3 separate regions of the Homo sapiens genome follow, and regions 2 and 3 are each linked to region 1. A link is an interaction called in ENCODE POLR2A ChIA-PET data of the cell type or tissue named here. Cell type or tissue: CD4-positive, alpha-beta T cell. All regions are shown on one strand. Links, peaks and the distances in the headings refer to the core of each region. The heading gives the core; the rest is flanking DNA.

The links. Peaks named below come from ENCODE experiments on the same cell type or tissue, not always from the same donor. Only the 100,000 strongest peaks of a DNase experiment are listed, where the experiment ranks them.
Region 2: POLR2A ChIA-PET joins it to region 1 with 5 read pairs; 1 of 35 experiments calls an interaction of 5 or more read pairs at or near these places.
Region 3: POLR2A ChIA-PET joins it to region 1 with 5 read pairs; 2 of 35 experiments call an interaction of 5 or more read pairs at or near these places.

What each region holds. Positions count from the first base shown.
Region 1 is chr3:189,118,483-189,123,715 of GRCh38, forward strand. It overlaps a transcript of TPRG1 not described here. Among named protein-coding and RNA genes, the nearest start is that of TPRG1, 51 kb to the right of the region's middle. In CD4-positive, alpha-beta T cell, for the core only: no CTCF peak of the experiment used is centred there; a DNase peak (open chromatin) is centred at 2,809; H3K4me3 peaks cover 1,771 bases; H3K27ac peaks cover 594 bases.
Region 2 is chr3:187,993,845-187,999,077 of GRCh38, forward strand. It overlaps LOC107986166 (a long non-coding RNA gene), which reads right to left. Exons shown (of 5, transcript XR_001741061.2): 5 at 429-3,914. Among named protein-coding and RNA genes, the nearest start is that of LINC01991, 20 kb to the left of the region's middle. In CD4-positive, alpha-beta T cell, for the core only: no CTCF peak of the experiment used is centred there; no DNase peak of the experiment used is centred there; H3K27ac peaks cover 493 bases.
Region 3 is chr3:188,094,454-188,099,686 of GRCh38, forward strand. No RefSeq gene overlaps it. Among named protein-coding and RNA genes, the nearest start is that of LPP-AS2, 57 kb to the right of the region's middle. In CD4-positive, alpha-beta T cell, for the core only: no CTCF peak of the experiment used is centred there; no DNase peak of the experiment used is centred there.

The sequences.
Region 1 (5,233 bases), core at 562-4,561:
ATGGGGGAAAATGTCTCCAGGGCTTGTCAGAGACCTTCACAGCAGCCCCACCTGTCACAGGCCTGGAGGCCTAAGAAGGAAAAATGGTTGTGTAGCCTGGGCCCAGGGACCCCTGCAGCCTTGAAACATGGTGCTCTGCATCCCAGCTGCTTCAGCTCCAGCTGTGGCTAAAAGGGGCCAACATACAGCTCAGGACATTGCTTCAGCGAGTGCAAACCCCAAGCCCCAAGCCTTGGCAGCTTCCATGTGGTGTTGGTCCTGTGGGTACACAGAAGTCAAGAACTGAGGTTTGGAAACCTCTGTCTAGACTTCAGAGGATGTATGGAAATGCCTGGATGTCTAGGCAGAAGTCTGCGCAGAGGCAGAGTCCTCATGGAGAACCTCTGCTACAGCAGTGTGGAAGGAAAATGTGGGGTCAGAGCCCTAACACAGAGTCCTCACTGGGGCACTGCCTTGTGGAGCTGTGAGAAGAAGGCCACCATCCTGCAGACCCCAGAATGGGAGGTCTACATACAGCTTGCACTGTGTGCCTGGAAAAGCCACAGGCACTCAGTGGCAGCCCATGAAAGCAGCTGTTAGGGGGGTTGAGCTTTGCAAAGCCACAGGGCAGAGCTGCCCAAGGCCATGTTGTGGGAGACCACCTTTTGTATCAGTGTGACGTGGATGTGAGTCATGGAGTCAAAAGAGATAATTTTGGAACTTTAAGGTTTAATGACTGCCCTGTGGAGTTTCAGACTTGCATGGGGCCTCTAACCCCCTTGTTTTGGCCAATTTCTCCCATGTAGAATGGGTGTATTTACCCAATGCCTATGCCCCCATTGTATCTAGGAAGTCACTAACCTACTTTTGATTTTACAGGCTCATAGGTGGAAGGGACTTACCTTGTCTCAGAAGAGACTTTGGACTTGGACTTTTGGATTAATGCTGGAATGACCTAAGACTTTGGGGGACTGTTGGAGGGGCACGATTGCGTTTTGAAATGTGAGGACATGAGATTTGGCAGGGGCCAAGGGCAAATTGATATGGTTTGGCTCTGTTTCCCCACCCAAATCTCACCTGGAGTTGTAATAATCTCCACATGTCGTGGGAGGTACTCAGTGGGAGGTAATGAAATCACAGAGGCAGTTACCCCTATGCTGTTCCTGTGGTAGTGAATGAGTTCTCATGAGATCTGATGGTTTATAAGGAACATTTCCCTGTTTGCTCAGCACTTCTCTCTCCTGCCGCCATGTGAAGAAGGACATGTTTGCTTCCCCTTCTGCCATGGTCGTAAGTTTCCTGAGGCCTCCCCAGCCATGCTGAACTGAGTCAATTAAACCTCTTTCCTTTATAAATTACCCAGTCTCAGGTATGTCTTTAATAGCAGTGTGAGAACAGACTAATACACGCAGGTTCCAGTAATGGGGTCTGTCCACCGGAGCGCCTCTGGCTCAGCCGTGGCAGACACAGTGGAGGCTATGCTAGCAGATAAGGAGGTTTCGGGGATGGCAGTGGCATCTAGAGCACTCCATGAGCAAGTTGTCAAGTGTCTTGGAGACAAGTGGTAACCTATTAGACCTGAGAGGGCATCATTAACTGTGCCCCAAACTAAAACATACTAAACGAACAAACCCCAAACAAATATCAGTATCTGTCAGAGGCAGTGGCAATGACCACTATGCTAGGAATGCATTTTAAAATTAGGGTGGGGAGGCTGTGTTGTTTGCAATCCAGTGCTTAACTGGCTCAAAATAGAGTTGGGAATTTTTAGAGCTTTAATATGCTAGATGAAAGAAAACAAGTGACATGATGACTAGAACCGCCACCACTGAATTTTCTAAACTTTAAGAAAAGGCAAGAAAATTGCTTTTAGAAGAAGAGAAGTTGAGAATATGCCCCAGTGAATCCTCCCCACCTGCAGTTATGGTAAATGTCTTTGTTTCAATTAATCTAATGATAATATATTTCATTCTCAGTAAGTTCCAAGATGTAGATTCTGGACAAAGAGTCTGGCATACTGGAAAGGAAAAAATATGTGAATCTTTGGGTCAGTGGTTCATTGAAGAATACTGACATTTAAAAAAATGCTTATAATAATGTGTGTTAAGTGCTATGAGAAAGATATGTGATACAGTGTATTTTGAATTCACATAAATGGAACATCCAACCAGACTTTGAAGGCCAGGAAAGTTGTCCAGAGAAAAGTAATGTCTAGGATTAATCCTAAAAGATGACTGAGGGTTGGTTGGCTAAATAAGGCTGAACAGCCAAACTGTTAAGAGGGCTCAGGAAATTTCATCTAAATTATAGCTGAAAGGCAAACCTGGTAAACCTCGATATAGGTCAATAAATTTTGGTGTGTGTTTTGAAAATCTTCTAAATTCTTCTCATGGTCACACACCCCATCTGAGACCAGGTCTTGTTAGTATTTCTGCAGTTTCAGAGGAATGTGCAGGAAGTGGGAAAATTTAGATAAATAATAAAGCATTTTATTCAATTAAAATTAAGGACATGTGTGGGAAAGCTAAAGGTAAATTATTAGATGACGCAGTACTACATTGAGCAAAAATCTTCTGTCCCAGAATGTGGTAGGTGAAAATAAAGATACAGATCTCTAAATTTTTATTTTCTTAGAGGATAAAACCAAAACAATTATAGAAAGAGTTTAATTATGAAAGGATTTTGTCAGTTAGGTAGATAAACCTGAGAGTTTGTAGATTTTAGTACCTGAAAAATCTCTTTAGGTAGAGTAAATAATCTAATTTACGTAACAGCCCTTGTGGCAGAGACAATGCCCTGTTTTACCACATCATTTCCTCTTCCTGGATACTCCGGAAGACAATATTTCTCAGCCTCCTTGAGGTTAGGTTAGGACTGAGTTTTATGTGATGGAATTTTGGCCAATGGAATGTGAGTAAAAAACCTTGAGCTCTAAAAAATTTCTGACATATTCTGTACCCCTCCTTCTCTTTTTTATGTTGAATTTGGAAGACAGGATTGTTTATTTTGTAGCTAAAAAGCAGAAGCAACTTGAATCTTTGACTCATAGCTTAGAAGAACCACTGAGTAGAACCAATCTATATCAGACTGTAATTGAACAAGAAGTAAATGTTTGTTGTGCTAAGCTACTGCTATTACTGGAATTATTTGTTCTTGAAGCAGAGCCTGATCTATCCTGACAAATGTACTCTTCCTTCCAGAGGTTTCCCCATGCCCTCTTTTGGACTTGATGGGGGTCATTTGGGACAATAAGGCCTGATAACTCCTTGGACTTAGGAAGCGAGAGAGCAGGAATCAAGAAAAGCTTTTGTGTTTTTTGGTTTGTGTAGAAAATATGATGGATTGAGATAAAATTTTTCAAAATAGGCCCAATGAAGAAGAGCAGATTCAAGGAGTAAAGGTATGATTTTAAATTGGACATGTTATGTTGAAAAGATATTTGGCCTTATATCATGCAGGATCTTGTAATTGCCTTTGAGAGAAAGCAGTGTTTTTATATGTCTAATTTTCTTTAGTATCTAGTATTTATATACAATTTATGTTTGTTGATGGGTTGGTTCCCTTAGCTGTGTGTGTGTGTTTGTGTATGTATGTATGCACACATGCCTAGAATTGCTTTGAGTTGTCTATACATTCACATGAAGTACTAGTAGCTTGTTTAAATGACAATAGTATATTTATATTCCTTCTTTCTTTCACTTTCTCTCCGACGTCTTTTCTGAATGTTTTTAGTCAGCATGTTCTTACTCTTTTTAAAGATATTTCTCATTAGGTAGATTGTAAAAGCCAACACCAAATGTTAAATCCAAGTTTGTTACACAAGCAGTTTGGAAGGTCAGAATGATCTCCACAAGATGCATACCAGAAGCTAACTCAATTTTTGATTTTCCCAAATGACTTTTCTTGTGAAATCTGGTTTTCACATCTCCCTATGCTTTTCCCCAATGGCCTGCTTTTATATTTCAAAATATAACCAGGACAAAGTATTTTAGAAAAGTTATTGGTTTTAATTTATCTTTGAAATCTCTTGGATTATTCCTGGGCATTTTTTTCCTAGAAGAGTATTTTGCGTAGCATGGGTATTAAAGGAGTCTTTGTTGACTGGTTAAAAGATCTTAGTTAGTTTGAGCTAGAAGAAAACTTACAGATCATCTAGTCCAACCCTGTCCTTTTATCGTTGTGAAACAAAAGCCCAGATAATTGAAATGTCTTGGCCAAGTTCACAAGGTTAGGCTTAGACCTGCTGCTATTACTAATGATGCTGCTCCCTTATTTATGTGCATAAGTTGTCAGTTTCACAAAGCCATCATTTATCTCATTTGTTCCTACGGTAACTATGTGAGATAAGAAATACAGAGATTATCAGTCCTTTTGGTTTTTTAACAAATGAAAAAATTGAGGCCCGGAGGAACTAAGTCAAATAGTTAGATTATCTTACTCATTTATGCACAAATATTGATTGAGCTCTTATTATGTGCCAGGCACTATTCTAGTTTTGTTCTAAAAACAGGCAAATGCTTTGTCCTCCTTGTATCAGGGAGAATGAAAGTGAAAACGCTCTAATAAATAATAGCTGAAATGAGTGAGCTTGCCTTCTCACTTCAGTCCAGTGGTGTTTTTCTCTACATCTCTGCTAATTAATTAAAACAAATAACATTTCTGGTGGATTGATTAATTCTCCTTTACTGAAGAGAAATAGCCCCTTTAAAGAATTTATCCTGTAAAGCATGCAAAACATTTTAGATGCAGCAATAAAAAGAGGGCTTTAGAGAGTTATATAATTTTATGTGCTCAAGAGAATATGGAGAAACATCAGTACATGTTCCCTTTCTCTCCAGCTTTGAGATTTATGATTGGTCTGTTACAATAATAATAGCTGAATATTGGTGCAAGAAATATATTTGATTCAGTGGGTAACATTTGACAGCCTTAACTTGTGAAATGTAGAAAAGTTCTTGCAGGAAGCTCCGGCAGAATGTGTAATGTACAAGAAGGTATTCAGGGAACAGAAAAATAAAATGAAAGGAACCTGCTACCCAATCTGTTTCATTAAATATGAAAATTAAAATGCCTTAACAAAATGCTTTCTCTTCCTCTCTCCTCCCAACAAACAAAAGCTTTGGTAGGCAGCCTGAAATTGCTCATCAAGGAAAAAGACCAGACTCGGATTTTAAATGGCTTCTTCTGAATGAAGCAATTAATGCTAAAAGGAACATGTTGTCTTATCAGCATTTATAAGGTACAACATTCATTG
Region 2 (5,233 bases), core at 677-4,676, 1.1 Mb before region 1:
AAGGGTGAGAGACTATTTACTGAAGTTACTGTAAAAGATGATTGAATAGAGTCTAGGGAGGTTTAAATCCCAGTTACCATAACTCAAACCACAAAGGCCTGTTTCTAAAAAAAATCATTACTTGTGATTTATAATCTAAAAAAACAGTATGCCATTTTATTAAGCAGAGTCATATTTTTTCAAATGTCTTATCAACTAAGATGACCCAAAGTCATGGGGGTTGGTTCAGGGCAATGCAATTTCTAGCTGGCATTCCTGGCCATCGTTTTCTACTTTCCAGGTTTTCCAAGAATAGTGGTTGAGAGGGGTAGTCAAAATTGGGGAATAAATATATAGGTCATTTGTATCTGATTCTCCCACCCAGCCTCAACCTCACTACACAGCAACAGCAACAAATGTCAGTGGCAGGAAGTACACAACAAGAAGAATTAACCACAATTTTTTTAATCCAAACTTACAAACATAGTCAGTCACACATACACATACAGTTGGTTTGAAGTGGAGTGAGGGGCGGTAGCCAGCCTTCTTACTTTTTAACCAATAGGATCTCATGTTAGCCATCAAAGCAACAGACTTTCAGTCAGTTGACCTTTCATGATAGAGGGTTTTGTGGGGAGAAGAGAGAGAAAGGAGAGAAAAAAAATTGAGGTTTTTGCATCATTTGTCATTCTAATAGTTGAAGACTGAATCAGTCTTATGTTGCAGACACATTAATTTGATTAAGATACAATCCATGGGTCATTCAGGCATGTAAAGTACTCTTGCTTAATTGCAAAATTAACAATAGAATAGGATAAATCATTACCAAACTGGAGGTTGTTCTGGGACTCATGGACTTTTTCCCTCACTCAATTCATTTTCTCCATCTAAAGTTCTTTTTGACACTTTGTTAAAGGAAAAATCGGGGCTAAGGCAACAGTAAGTGGCAAACCAACATTCAATTCTCAAGGCATTAGTTGAGGGACCTCATGCTCTCTCAGAACAGGAAATGCCGGTAGACCCATCTTACAAAAAGGATCGAAGAGTCCCTTCAGCTCCAAAGAGTTCATAACCATCTCATGATTCACAGAACTGTAGGAAGTTATCCAATGCCTCAAGACATCCACTCTGAAACCTGAAGCCTAAGATCCTAGTTTCCATTTTTATTATATAACTCCTTGTCTGCCATCTCATTTCTTTTCAGGAGCAGCCTAATTTTCAGGCCCTGAGCAACTTTTAGTCAAAAAATATCTACTATATTCCAGGCACTGTGGTAAGTGATAAAAATATAAAAACAAAGACTGTTCCTGGATCTCAACAAGCATTTCCTCTAGCTTGTCACTGAATTCCCTCCCTTCTGTGACTTCATGAGAGACACCTGGCTACAGCTTGGTGCCCACTGATGTGCTGTAACAGAAGCATGCACAGCACTATGGCAACACACAAAAGAAAATTAATCAAAGAGTAGGTGTGATTTCAGTTGGCCTAAAATTGAATTAGGAGGAGTTGACCATTCAGAGGAGAGAAGAGAGAATTCCCAGCAGAGGGAACAGCATGAATCAAGGTGGGGAAGTGCAGGGATGCAGGGGTTATGTGGTCATTACCCCTGCAAGAAGCAACCAGGTGCTTTCACTTATGTTGACAGGAAGTATCAGTGACCAAACATACAATCCAAATCTGGGAGAGTTAAGCACGAATCCCAGCAATATAGAGAAAGGAATTCTAGACTGGAATTCAGGAGACCCATTGTTCTTCTATCTAGAATATCATGTGACCCTGAGCTGGTGGCCATTTCATCTGAGCCTCAGTATCTTCATCTGCAAGATGGAAGTAAACATTTCTTCCCTATCTATTTTATAAGTCCCTTTGAGGGATAAGTGAGATCATGAACATGATAGGTTTAACTCAATTCAGGAAATGCCCAGCTTAGAATTCTTTATGGTAAGAGTGTAAAGCACTGATATCAAACTGAAGAAGTTATTAGCAGTATTTTAAGTGGGAATTAACATGCTTTATTCAGGAGTCAGCAAGGCATCCAGTGGCTGAAGTGTAGGGAGCATGACTAAGGGTAGCTTGGAGACACCCTTAAATATGCATAGATCTTATTTTTCATTCAACTTAGAAACATGGCTTTAATCCTTTATTTTATTATTTTAATACATAAACAAAACTGGCTCAGAATGAACATTCAAAGTGAAAAATATACCTAAGCATCTAAACCACTTATTCTATGCTTTGCAAATGACTTTGACTGTCACTATACCAAAAGGTTTGCTATCTGAAAATTTATCAGGACGGGTCAGAAGAAAAACAGGTAAAAATTGATTCAGAAAACAAGAGTTTGAAGGAGTCTTCAACCCCTTTCGGCCCTAATGCTTGGTAAGCACCCTGCACACAGTGCTGCAGTCATACCCCAGAACATATAGCCATTTCTCATTTCCGATATGCCAGAGCTGGGCAATGCTGCATGTGGTTCAGAAAGACTGGTGTTTATGTCATGGCTGGGATTGTAGACTATACACTTCCTGCAGGCCTTGTGAGATAAGACAGGGACATTTCTAGAAGAGCTGTCCTCTGGAACCCCAAGCAGTTTGGAGAAAAATCAAAGAGGGAGAGAAACAAGTGTCACTATTTTGAAAGGATGATTTAGCAGTGTCAGACAACTTAGATCACAAGATGATGGAAATAAGAAAATGCCAAAACAATTTGCTCTCTTCCTTCACCTTTCTTCTAAAGAGCTTAACATATTTTATAGACATAGATGCACATTTTTATCATTGTACATTGGCAAGTCACTTTATCTTCCATAACTTCAAAGGTTCCCCTTTCCTCGTTTTTAAGGAATGGTGAGCAGATTAAGTGAGAAGCCCTTTGAAAACCGCCATGTCTGTGGTAATCATTGCTTAGAGAGAGAGCCAGGGCAGGCCTTGACATTTGTTCCATCCACCCCAGATGGCATTTTAATCTCTTTGCTCTCCTGCTGTTACATGGAGAAGAAAAGACTGGTCCACATGCAGGACCAGAGGCCTGAGTGGATGTGTCAGCTCTGCTCTGTGTCCCTGGGCAAATTAATTTACATTTCTGGCTTTGGATCTCTTTTCACCATTATCCTCAAAAGGTAGACATGAGCTCTAATATCCCTTTCAGTTCTAACACCTTGCAAAACCAAGATTCCTCAGGCTGTACTCTACTAACTGAGCAAGGGCCAAAAGCCATGAAGATGAGGGTTGTAGCTGGTGTTCCTGTTTCCTTACCTGTAAATTGAAAAGAACACTTACTTTGTGGAGTCTTTGGAAGGATTAGATATGATATACTCAAATCTGCTAGCACAGTGTTTGGTACCCAGTGGGTGCTCCATAAATGGTTTCCTAAATCAAAACTACAAGATATCCAGTATAAGACTCTGCCAACCTGATCTCTTGTCTTCTCAATTCCAGGCATCTTCATGGCTTGAGCACACGGCCTCTGAGTTACAGCTGACTCCTGTGAACTTGAAGTCCAAACATTAGAACAATCTTTGAGGCTTTCTGTTTTTTTCCAGAGGACATATGGAAAGCCTGTGAACTTTTCTGTTTCTTTTAGCTGGAACCTTGTGCCCCTGAGCACCAGTTTGCTCCAGGTGTCTGTGAAAGACTCCAAGGGAAATTGTTCCTAAGAACAACTATTTGCTTCACTGCGTTCATGCCTGCAAATGTTTTGTGCACCCCCTGCAATTGCAGGAGGAAGGAATACAGGAGACTGAGAGTCTGAAGCCACGAGTCAGCAGCATGATGTCCTTCTGTGTCTGCTTTGCCCAGTTGCCATCCTCCCAGTGTGATAAGCACTTGAGAACAGTAAGTCTTCATCAGCAACAGCGATGTCATTGCAGGCACTGGGCAGGCTAGAAGCTGTAGAAACGTGTCTCACTTACTCAGCATCCCCATCCCCTGCAGAACCTAGAAAAAAATCAGAAAATTCTACATGCTTTTTCCTATTTAATGAGGTCGAACATTCTTAAGGAATGAAAAGCACAGCTCCAGACTAGCTTTTAATTAGCTTCAGGAGCCCTTGTTTCAAACTAGCCTGGTTCCCAAAGCTATTCTCTCTCTCTGCTCTGAATGAGATGAAAATTCAATGGCATTTCTCTTTGTCAACTCATACTAAAGTGCTCCTTCTGCCCCACAGGGTTACATAGGGAAGGACACTCAGTAGCCAGGCACTGCACATTTTGACCCCAGTAGGACACCAGAACCCTCAAAGGGCGGTTAAAAGACCAGATTTGGTGTTGTTTTTGATAACCTGCTGTGTAAACTTGGGCCGGTTTCTCCACGTGTACAACGGAAAAAAAAATATGAACTTTAGAACCAAATAGACCTGGGATAAAACCCTGCCTTCTCATCTGAGTGCCTAGCAAGTTAACTAAGACAGTTTCTGTCTCTTCATTTGCGCTAACGGTATTGATGTCTACCTTGTGGGATGTCTGAGGGGCCAAAGGAGATATTGTAAGGAAAGCATAATGTCCTGGACATTGATAGACACTCAGAAAACGCTGTTCCTCTACTTTCATCCTCATTCCTCCCCTCTGCCTATTTCACTGGGTTGAAGTAATGACCCAAAGGGATAACATGATTCAGAGGTTAGGAGCCTCAGTTTTGTAGCCAGAGGCCAGGGTTCAAATCCCATTCCTGCCCCATCCTGGCTGTGTGAACATGTGCAAGTTCCACGCCCTCACCGTTTCTTTGCATTGAAAATGCAGACAATGTCAGTAGCTCCCCCATAGGATTACTGTGAGGACTAAATGAGATAGTGTACAAGACGCCCTTGCCTAGTGCCTGGCACATGGTAAGTACACTATAAATTATTAGTTAACAACAACAGCTATAGCATCTGAGAGTGCATTGTAAAATGGAAAAATCCTCCAAGACGCTCATCTCAAATCCTTTTTGGAAAGAATGTGCCAGTGTTACCGATGCTTATGTAAATGTAAGTGGTTATTATTTATGTAGGAGAACATTACTGACTATTATGCAGGAAGAGGGAGAGAACAATGTAGAGGAAGAAAAAAATTTACAATGGGCTTCAAAGGGGAAAGAGGAGAAAGTAACATCTCACCCAGCAATATAAAAGCAGCCCCATATAACTCAGCTCTGCTCTGACTGTAAAACATTATATCAATAGTCTTCCCTGAAAAAAGACAAGAAAGAGAAACACATGGAAAAGAAAGGAGAAGGACAACCTCATTTTATTTCCCCTAAAATTAATCCTAAGGTTGTAT
Region 3 (5,233 bases), core at 677-4,676, 1.0 Mb before region 1:
ATATATATTTTTTTTTTTTTTTGAGACGGAGTCTCTGTCTGTCACTCAGGTTGGAGTGCAATGGTGCAATCTCAGCTCACTGAAACCTGTGTTTCCTGGGTTCAAGTGATTATCATGCCTCAGCCTCCCAAGTAGCTGGGATTATAGGCATGCACCACCATGCCCAGCTAATTTTTGTATTTTTTAGTAGAGATGGGGTTTCACCATGTTGGCCTGGCTGGTCTCGAACTCTTGACCTCAGGTGATCCACCAGCCTCAGCCTCCCAAAGTGCTGGGATTACAGGCATGAGCCAAGGTGCCTGGCCTCCACCAGAAATATATGAGGTTTTATTTTCTCCATATCCTTGCCAACACTTGCTATTTTCTGGGTTGTTTGTTTTATTTTGTTTTTTATTACAGTCATTCTAGTGAGTGGGAAGTGGTACCACATTACGGTTTTGATTTGCATTTCTCTAGTGACTAGTGAAGTTGAGCATCTTTTCATGTGTGTGTTGCCCATTTGTGTATTGTCCATGGAGTAATTTCAGGGATAACTTTTAATGAGGTAACGGACATTCTAGTGAAAATGAGAAAGAAGTAAGGCCACTAATAGCTTAAAGCCACTGCTGGTTCCCAGAGTGCTACGTGTGTCCCTAACGGACCACCCATCTTGCTTCTAGCCTGTCTTCTTGAGACCCAGGAGGCAAGCTCCACACCGGGAGAATCACTCCTGGCATCTCCACGACTTACAGCTTGGACCCACAATATACCATTCGCTACCCACAAGCTCCTGCACACTCCTCCCTCCCCATGCACCCACACCGACATAAACACACCCCATCCACATTTTCAGTCCCAGGATTACATAGCAGCTGGGACTTGGATTCCCTTTATGGAGCTGTCCCAACTCTTGGCCTGCAGTATGGCCCAGGACCCCAACAAAACTATTACATGGGGGTATACATTGCACACTCCCCAGAGTTTGGAATATTCTGGGTTAAGGAAGTGAGGGGCAGACACACCTCATTCAGGTGGGCTGCTCCAGGCTCAGCTCTGTTCCTTTCAATCCTCCAAACGTCACTTCCAGGACAGAGAAAGGAGCCATAGAGAAAAAATGATCAATGCCACTCCTCTATTCATTTACCATATGGGGAAACTGAAACTCAGGGAATGAAACACCTGCTCACGGGTGCAGCCTGACACAGGGCTAGAGCTCAGGTCCTCAACTTCCCAGACTTTGCTCCTGGAGCAGAGCAGAACATGATACAACAAGTGCTTAGCTTAGACACCCCTACACCAACACCACCAATTCAGCCCATGATTTGAGTCAAGATCAATTTATTCTCTGCCTTGATAGTCTCATACAAAATGAGGCAGACAATAACTGCTCTTCCTTTCCCCCAGAAGAACTAATGACATATATGTGTGTGTGTGTGTGTGTGTGTGTGTGTGTGTGTGTGTATGCTTTGAGCTCACTGGAAGGCAATAGCTATATAAATATATGTGTATGTTTGTACTTACACTTTTTTTCTTCATGACCTAGTTGAGGTGGAGAACCATTTTGGGACTAGGTGAAAATGGCACATACTAATTCTACTCGTTTCTTTCTGCATGGTCTAGTCAAATGTTCCCAGGTAAAATGAGTGCCTTTAACTCTAAAAAGGGAGGAAAAGTCTGTGGGCAGGTGCATTTAAAGCCCCCAAGGCATGAGTCCATGGTTACTAGTCTACATTTCGGACTTTTGTTGTGAAAGTGACTTCTGGGGACAAGCAACCTAGAGGCCTGCCAAGACCCCCCGGGACTGGCACCCAGGGATCAGTGTTCAAGGACAGGCAGTTCTCTCAGGAGCTGGGATGAGACCTTGAACAGGTGACTCCCTTGTTCTGGGCCTCAGTTTTCCTATCAGTAAAATGAGGGAGCTGGACTGAATGACCAGATTGCAATTTTTTAAACATCAAAATCCTTCTTAAAAATAAAATCTTATGCTGATCCCCAATGTATAAAAGCAGATAAAAATGAAACTGCTCTAACTGAAGGGCCGCTCCCCCTTCCCACCTCGAGCCAGTTGTTCAGCCTCCAGCTCACTGGTGTGAAACTCTCCGAATTAAAATAATCTATGGTTCTATATAATGAGATTAACTTGTTAGATCTAGAAAAAAATAAGAGGCTAAGTAGGGTAGCTGGATTGCAGGGCAGGGGCCTTGGAGATGGGAGAGGGCTAGGTGGGGAGAAGGTGGAAAAGGTGTTTGTACTGACAGAGCTCTTAGCAACCTGGTCTTCCACCTCAAATTCCCAAAGAAGAAACTGAGGCCAGACTGTTAAGATATAAACTTTGTAACTTTTTGACCCAGGAAGTTTTGAGAATCATAATAAGGAAATGATTATAGAGTGATTTGAGCTCTTCAAAGACAAGCAGTATTTAAAATACAAGGTATTATTACCTCCACAGAGCTCTCTTTTGATTACCACTGTGCTTGAAAATGTGGGCAGGCCACTTTTATTTTCCAAAACTCAGGTGTTTAAAAAAATATTCACACGTACAATCCCTATACTCAACTCTTATAAGCTAATTGTCAGCTTCCTTGTCACTGGATAATTGTAATGTTCAAAGAGATATTATACTCACTTTATCAGCTAAATTGGCCGTGCCCCTGATAAAGACATTGATCCCTCCAGCTCACACTCTCTTGCCATAATTTGAAGGATGGTTAAATTTGAAATATTATATTTGAAATTTTAAATGAAAGTACCAAATATCATTCGACAGAGGTGCTAGGCAGGAACTGATCTCTAAAAGACCCTAAATAAATCAGGGCAGCCCTGGGTTAGTTGGTTTCTTGATACAGGGTTGGGTGTTGAAACTCAGAAGTCAACCAAAAACAGTTTCAAACAATTTCAGGGTGTTTTTTCAAAACTGAACTGCTCCAGCACTCAGCCTGCCATGGCAGAGCAAAGTCAGGACTCAGAGTTAGAAGATGGGATTCAAGTCCCAGTTCTATTGCACATGGACTGGTCAACCTTAAAGAATTCTTTCACTTCTCTGGTCCTAGGTTTTCTCCTAGTAAATTGGGATCATTTCCTTGCCCTGCCTATTTCACAGGTCTCCTCTAAGGATGAAAATTGAGTGACACAGAAAGCCATGTGTGACTTTGAATGAATGGAGGCTAAGACTACAGGCTCTGAATGGAATCAGACAGACCTGGGTTCAAATTTTGATACTGCTACTTAATAGCAGTGTACATTGCTTATTTGCTCTGAATCATAGGTTCCTCATCAGGGATATGAGGTTATTAATAGCATTTTTCTCACCTGGTTGTTTTGAGGATTTAAAGCACTGGCCCCTCGTAAAGGCTGAGTGGGTGTTGCCATTTATTAAAAAGCTGTAACAGTCCATGTGCCCAATAAGTTACTGTTGTTTTTTCATAGTTCTGCTTTCTGTGCACAACAGAACTAAAGATAACCATGTATCTATTGTCTCTGAACTGCCTGAGTACTCTTACTAGAACGAAAGAAAAAAGGAAATACACTGTGGCCCAGAATGGGGCTCCAGAGAAATCCAAAATGAGCTGTGGTCTAAAAGCGACTTCTCTCCAAGCCTATTTTTAACTGGCTGTGAACTTCTCTAATACGCAAAGAGTGATGCTGGGCTCTCTGAATAGCTCTGCTGACGAGCTGCTGCCCGCTTCTGCTACTATGTGAATTTATGGAGTCCTGGTCTCGCACTTCATTAAGGAAATATACGATGGTGCTGAGACAGGGGGCCAGACACCAATAACTCCCATCCCAATCTCCCAGTTATAAATCTTAGTGCCTCACTCACTAAGGGAAGAGGAGTAACTGAAGAGATATTATCACCTGCTCCTTTGTCATGGGCTGTCCTTTTTAAGTTGTTTGCAACAGACAACTTTATTAAGAGACCACCAAACAAAAGTCCTGGCCAAAAGCAGACTCCCAAATTTGTTAGGAATATTTTCAGTTGCAGGTAACAGAAAAAGTGAACCACAGCATCTTGAACAAACGGAAGTTTATTTTTTTCACATAAGATATTCAGAGACAGATGATTGCTGGTGCTAGTTCAGAGGCACAATACACTTGCTCCAACTCTATTCAGTGGAAACCCTCTGCACTTTTTCCTCATGATTGTATTCTGGCTGCAGAAGCTCCAGTCATCATACATACAATCCAGTGAACAGAAAAAAAGAAAGAAAAACGGTGGTATCCATGTCAGGGAATTAAAATGTTACTCAGGATTCATCCTTGCAGCGGTTTTTACCTTATTGGCTAGAATTGGGTCAAATGGTCACCCTTGTTTTGAAGGTGATTAGGAATAAGAAGGTTGGAAATGAGCATGAGATCAACCAAGAGTGTCTGCTACAGCTTCCAATAAAGGCCAGCTGAAGGAAGGAACAAAAGTGAATGATTATGTAATGACTAAAGAAACAGATGAGGCCGGGCGCGGTGGCTCACGCCTGTAATCCCAGCACTTTGGGAGGCCGAGGCGGGCGGATCCTGAGGTCAGGAGATCGAGACCACGGTGAAACCCCGTCTCTACTAAAAATACAAAAAATTAGCTGGGCGTAGTGGCGGGCGCCTGTAGTCCCAGCTACTGGGGAGGCTGAGGCAGGAGAATTGCGTGAACCCGGAAGGCGGAGCTTGCAGTGAGCCGAGATCATTCCACTGCACTCCAGCCTGGGTGACAGAGCGAGACTCGGTCTCCAAAAAAAAAAAAAGAAACAGATGAATGAATGCTTGACACAGAGATCTACTCTTTGACTCAGCTCACATGCCATTTTTTTCTAATCCCCTATCCATCATACCTCCCTATCCCCTTGCTAGCCCACTAATACAGTCCCATAGTGCCATTAATCCTCCTATAATTGACTTCCTACTCACTTGTCTATCTTCTTGATTCGTGTTTAAGTCCCTTGGTGGCAAAGCACGTGTCTCATTCATAACTGCATTCTCTGCACCTAGCACAGTGCCTACAATATACTTATTATAACACAGTGCCTGTTAACCTAGAAATAACTGTTGCTATATTTGTTTAATAAGCTCTCATGAAAAATTCTAAAAAATGTGACTTATTGCCCAGCACACATATGTAAAGCTTTTCAAGTCCCTCTTTTGAGTTGGTCCATCTAAAAGACTAGAGCTAAAGTTGTCTCGGTGACATACCCAATTAACTATGAAAGCATGTTATTGTGATTTCCCTAATGTAACCAAAAGAATTCACAAAAATCATTCTTATTTTGTT